Linked DNA regions of Homo sapiens: region 2 is linked to region 1. Evidence: chromatin contacts called from ENCODE Hi-C or POLR2A ChIA-PET data. All regions are on one chromosome and are shown on one strand. The core of a region is the stretch at or near the end of the contact, and the rest is flanking DNA. Distances in the headings are between cores, read along the strand shown. Region 1 holds the start of POGLUT1 (protein O-glucosyltransferase 1). Region 2 holds the start of KPNA1 (karyopherin subunit alpha 1).

What was found. Hi-C counts contacts between places; a loop is a spot of excess contacts on that map. ChIA-PET counts read pairs that join two places held with the same protein, here RNA polymerase II (POLR2A). Pooled maps may share reads with other maps.
Region 2: a loop to region 1 is called in a map of CD4-positive, alpha-beta T cell, with 5 times the contacts of the local background. The contact joins the promoter of KPNA1 here to the promoter of POGLUT1 in region 1. A Hi-C loop is called at or near these places in 1 of 168 maps with a recorded cell type or tissue (CD4-positive, alpha-beta T cell) and 5 of 50 pooled maps. POLR2A ChIA-PET finds 5 or more read pairs at or near these places in 1 of 52 experiments (B cell).

The regions. Positions count from the first base shown.
Region 1 is chr3:119,467,654-119,470,358 of GRCh38, forward strand. It overlaps POGLUT1 (protein O-glucosyltransferase 1), which reads left to right and starts at 1,310. Exons shown (of 11, transcript NM_152305.3): 1 at 1,310-1,453; 2 at 2,167-2,257. The coding sequence starts at 1,369. RefSeq lists enhancers at 974-1,474, 1,167-1,336 and a silencer at 1,387-1,586.
Region 2 is chr3:122,513,618-122,516,322 of GRCh38, forward strand. KPNA1 (karyopherin subunit alpha 1) reads right to left here and starts at 1,322. Exons shown (of 14, transcript NM_002264.4): 1 at 1,140-1,322. It overlaps LOC107984000 (a long non-coding RNA gene), which reads left to right and starts at 1,412. Exons shown (of 2, transcript XR_924403.3): 1 at 1,412-1,511. RefSeq lists a silencer at 600-1,289.

The DNA of each region.
Region 1 (2,705 bases), core at 60-2,559:
GATTACTAAATATATCTACACTGACCTATATATACCTGTATAAAGATATATACCTGTACTATACTATATACCTATATTGTCCAGTATCATGTTGCCCACTGTCAAGAAACAAAATTTCATCAAATTTAGTTTAAAGTTCTTGGCCAGGCATGGTGGCTCACGCCTGTAATCCCAGCACTTTGGGAGGCCGAGGTGGGCAGATCACCTGAGGTCAGGAGTTTGAGACCAACCTGGCCAACACGGTGAAACCCTGTCTTTACTAAAAATACAAAAATTACCCGGGCATGGTGACACACTCCTGTAATCCCAGCTACTCGGGAGACTGAGACAGAAGAATTGCTTGAACCCGGGAGGCAGACGTCATAGTGAGCCAAGATTGTGCCACTGCACTCCAGGCTGGGCAACAGAGTTAGACTGTCCTCTGTCTCAAAAAAAAAAAAAAATCGAATTGGCTTTTATTAGTGATTCATGAATCAGGCAGCATCTCATCTATAAAACAGAAAAGTGTTCTAATGAGCTGAGCAGAAGGGGTTGGGCTTATAGGCAGAAAAGGGCTGAAGAAAGCAGAAATAAGGAACAAAAAGCAGATTGGTCATTTTGAAGTTACTTTCCTCAAAGAGTTACATCAGAGGGGACTTCTTTATCATGCCAGCTCAGGTATATGGGCCCCTTCTCCTATTTGTTGGAAAACTGACCCCTTTTAAAGCTGAGTTTAATTACGCAGCACCTAGGACAAGTTGCCTCCATTCTGGTTTTGTCTGCTCTCTTGAGGCCTAGTGCCAGAGTTCTGTCCAAAACAACGACCTCCCATAAACTTTATTTAACACCATTGATCTTTTTTCCTACGTCTAAGTCACCCCAACTGTTATAAATTCCTATTACAAAGGGATCCCTGCTATGCTAATTGCAACCTTTGGGGTCTAACCGTGCTGTACACACACACACACACACACACACACACACACACACATGCTCAACAAATTTATGCTATTTGATAAGAGGCAATTTGACGTCAAGAGAAGAACTGTTTGGCCTAGGCTCTATGCCAAGTCTTGGTTGTGCCACTAACCGTGAAACATACCCTCTCTGACCTTCAGTTTTCTGGCTGCAGACCTATTTTCCCAGGGGTGCCAGGGAGGGAGGATAGGCAACTGGTCCATTCGTTTATCCTCCCCACCTTCCCGGCGCAGCCTTCTCAGGGAAACTCCGCCTCAAGGCTGGGGACTGGAGGAAGGGTGGTGGGGCCACGGTGGCCATCTTTGTGCGGGGCGACCCGCCGCCCACGTGCTGCGGCTCCCGGGCCATCTTTGTGCGGGGCCGCGCTTCCGCCAGCGCCGCAGCGGGGAATCTGCAGTAGGTCTGCCGGCGATGGAGTGGTGGGCTAGCTCGCCGCTTCGGCTCTGGCTGCTGTTGTTCCTCCTGCCCTCAGCGCAGGGCCGCCAGAAGGAGTCAGGTGGGCTCCGGGCAGTGCCGAGCCTGCCCCTTGGGCTCGGGGTCTGGCCGGAGTCCCGAGGCGCTCCCCCGCGCGGCCGGCTCCCGGGAAGATGCCGTGGCCGCTGTAGCTCGGAGCTGGGCAGAAGGCACCGGGGCGCCTTGCGGCGGAGAGTGAGGTGCCGGGGTCTCTGCTCCTGCTCTGGACCCTGGAGAGTAACCCATTCCCCGGAATTCAGAATGACAGGGAGGAGAGGGAATTCCCCGTTCACCCGCAGGAGGCGTGGCCCGTGCTTGGCTACTCTGGACCTGCCTGAAACACTGAGGGGTCGGGGATGGGGGCAAATGTCGTGCGCGCGAGCGTGTGTGTATATGCGTTGCCAGAAGAGAAGAGGGGTTTAATGTCTGTAGCTTTTAACTGATCCTCTTTGTGGAGTTCAATTTGATTAGTAGAAAGTGAGAGTCCGCGTCACTATCCATAGCATTCTGAGGGTTGAGCATTAAGCTTGGGAATTTTCCAGTTTCTTGGACACCTGACAGCCGGATAGAGGAACAGACTTGACGTGAGCGTGGGAGTTGCACACACAAAAATTCCTCCCTAGCGTTTCGTTTCCATCAGTGGGATGGGAAGGGGATTTCTGAAAGTTTTGGTCTTCTGTTTCTTCTGTTGGTGTGGTGTCAGCAAATAACATTCAGGAAAATTTTTTTAACTCTCATTTACTTCACTTTTTAAAGGTTCAAAATGGAAAGTATTTATTGACCAAATTAACAGGTCTTTGGAGAATTACGAACCATGTTCAAGTCAAAACTGCAGCTGCTACCATGGGTGAGTTCTTTTCTTTGATGTGTCTTTGAGAGTTTAGTTGCTGTCACAGGAAGTATTCTAACATCCTTGAGAGATTTTGGTTGCAGTGGTCAGAAAGGCAAGGATGTTTTTCTATTTCTGGGGAATAAAAATGCTCTCGCATGGGAAAGGCTCAGGTGGTGTCAACCTAACCACTGACTCACTGCGGGATTCAGTGCATGTGCATCTGTTTTTCCCACTGGGCTGCAAGCTTCCTGAGGTCAGGGTCTGTGTCTTATTTGCTGTTGTCTCCCTGGTGCTAGCTGTCAGTGCGTGCTCGATAAATATTGTTGAGGAAATAAACCCATCTATCGCTGAATCTAGTCCTAAATTTCCTGATGGTTATCTTTAGAAAATGCACATCAGGCTGGGCATGGTGGTTCATGCCTGTAATCCCAGCACTTTGAGAGGCCAAGGCAGGTGGATCACC
Region 2 (2,705 bases), core at 72-2,571, 3.0 Mb after region 1:
ACAAAGCAAGACTCCATCTCTTAAGAAAAAAAAAAACAAAACAGGAGGGGGGAAATCACTTCATCTACTAATAGAGATTTTTAAGCAACCGTTTATTTAAGAAAAAAGGGTGAAATTCAAGTTAATATTACTTGACAGTACGTTTCAGAAAAAAAAATACTCTGCAGAGCTGGGTGTGGTTGCCCAAGACTAGTCCCAGCTACTTGGGAAGCTGAGGCAAGAGGACAGTTTGAGCTCAGGAGTTGGAGTACAGCCTGGGCAATATAGCGAGACCCCATCTCTTTAAAATACAAACAAAAACTCGGCAATCGTTTGTTCTGAGTTGAAACCTTAAAAATCAAATATTTTGAACGCTTTCATTTAAAAGTGGAACACGACCCAATCCTAAAACATTACTTCATGACGACTTCCTTGACTCCAGTCATCCTTGTTTCCTCCTCCCGTTTTGAGCTTAATCCGATACCTCGCTGCTTCCCTCGCATCGCACACGCGGCGTGCAGACCAAGTTCTGTCATTGCTATAATTACCACACCCCCGATCAGCCGCTCCAGGCCCATGTTGTTATGACATCGGTAAACTGCAGCCGGCCGTCTCCACCCCCCGCTTCCCCCACCTCCCTCCGGGCCGCCGGCTCCGACCCGGTCTGTAACTTGTGAATTCCCAAGACGGTCCCTTTTTGCCAGGGTTAGAATTTTTACACGCCACCCCTGCTCCTTCCTGCCTCTGTCACAGCGCTCTGCGCGGCCCACCCCCGCCTCCCGCCCGCCGCCCGGCCGCGGCGCAGGCTCCGCGCTCGCCTCCTCTCCGCCCGCTGCCTCGGCGCCCCGCAGTCCCCGGCGCCGCTTACAGCCCCGCCGCCGCGCCACGCCGCCCCGCCCCGCCTAGCCTCGACCGGCGTTCCCGATGGCGATCACACCAGGGCTCCCCACCCCCACCCTCTCCTCCGCCGGCCTTGTGGCCGTTAGGACAGCCGGGCCCGTGACGCACGGACGCGGCGCGAGCGTCCGGCCCAGGAACCCCGGCTCTAGGCCCTGCCGGCACCCGCCCTCGCCCCAGGGCCTCTCCTGAGTCCCTCCGGGACTGCCCGGATCTGCCGGCGGGAGGGGGAGGGGCCGGGGCCGCAAGGCCCCAGCACTCACCAGGCTCAAGGCAACCGATCCCGGTGCCACCGCTGAAGTTAGCCCCTCGCTCGCCCGCCCGCCGTGCCACTCCCGCGCACAACCTCGAAGAGCTGGCCCGCGCCTCGGCGGTGCTCACCAGGCCTCGCTCTCCGCCGCCTCGCACCGAGCAGCGAGACTCAGCTCAGCCGGCGTTCGCAGTGCGCCTGCGTGCGGGGGCCGGCCCGAGCGCCTACGCGCGCCCCTCCGGCGCTTGTCGCAGAGGCTGCCGGGAGACGTAGTCTTGTAACGCTCTCTCGCCGGACATTCCTAATGGTTAGCGCCCAGCCTGTGAAGAGTCGGGGGTCGGGGAGGGGGTCTCGCTAAGAAGGAGGTTTGCAGACCATGGCAAAGGTTGGAGAAAGTTATATGTACAAACCTGTCTTTGCTAAGCTCTTCCAGGGCGGATCGATGCTCACCTCTGTATAGCTTCTAAGTACCTAATACGCGTTGATGGAATGAATGATGGAATGATTGAAGGCTGAGGGAGTATTACAAAATTAGTAGGTCAGCGCCTCGTGTCTAAAGGGCTCACATGCAGCATGAATGCAGGAAGCTTCTGGACATTCCTTTTTTAGTTATCTCCCATCCCCTTTGCTTGATAACGTATGCGTAGTATCAAAAATAATTAAGGGCCGGGCGCGGTGGCTCACACCTGTAATCCCAGCACCTTGGGAGGCCGAGGTGGGTGGATCACTTGAGGCTAGGAGTTTTGAGACTAGCCTGGGCAACATGGCGAAACCCCGTCTCTACTAAAAACACAAAAATTAGCAGGGGGTGGTGACGGGCGCCTGAAGTCCCAGCTACTCGGGAGGCTGAGGTGGGAGAATCACCTGAGCCCGGGGTTGACGGTGAGACTGCAGTGAGCCGAGATCGCGCCACTACACTCCAGCCTGGGCAACCGGAGTGAGACCCTGCCTCAAAAATAATAATAACAATAATAATAATAATAATAATGAAACTACATGAAACACATACTCGTTTTACTCTCAACTGCTCTCAAACGAAAACTTGGAGCAAATGATTGCTAATGTTAAATTTCATGGAATTCTTTGGGGGAGCAAATGGAGTAGTGGCTTCAAAAGAAGAAAAACTGAAGCCAGCCTAGCAGGGATCACGGAATAGTAGACAGATTTAAAACACATGCCAAGAAGCAAGGTGAAAGAGATGAGGTAGATTAATACATTTATAAATGTCCCAGGGAAGAGGAGAGGAGAGAGGACCACTCTACCTGAATCCTAGGTTATGCAATGTTCATTTGTCCTGGACTTCTCTCTGCTGCATCAGCATTCTCCCGCTGATGTTGTGTTTACTAAGATCAGAGTTGAGTTTGAGCAAGGGGGCTGGGGAAAGGGAAGGTGTGTTCAACAGGAGAGACTTAAGGGCAAGTTTGCCTGACCACAGCTAGACTGAAGACAGATCACCTTATTCCAATAAGGAACTAAGACTGATTATTCAGAGCCGGTCTTCAGTCTTTGGGAAAGCTAATTTATTTCCGGTTCACCCTTATTCCTAGCTAGTCCTTGATGGTCCCATCCAAAAGTCTGG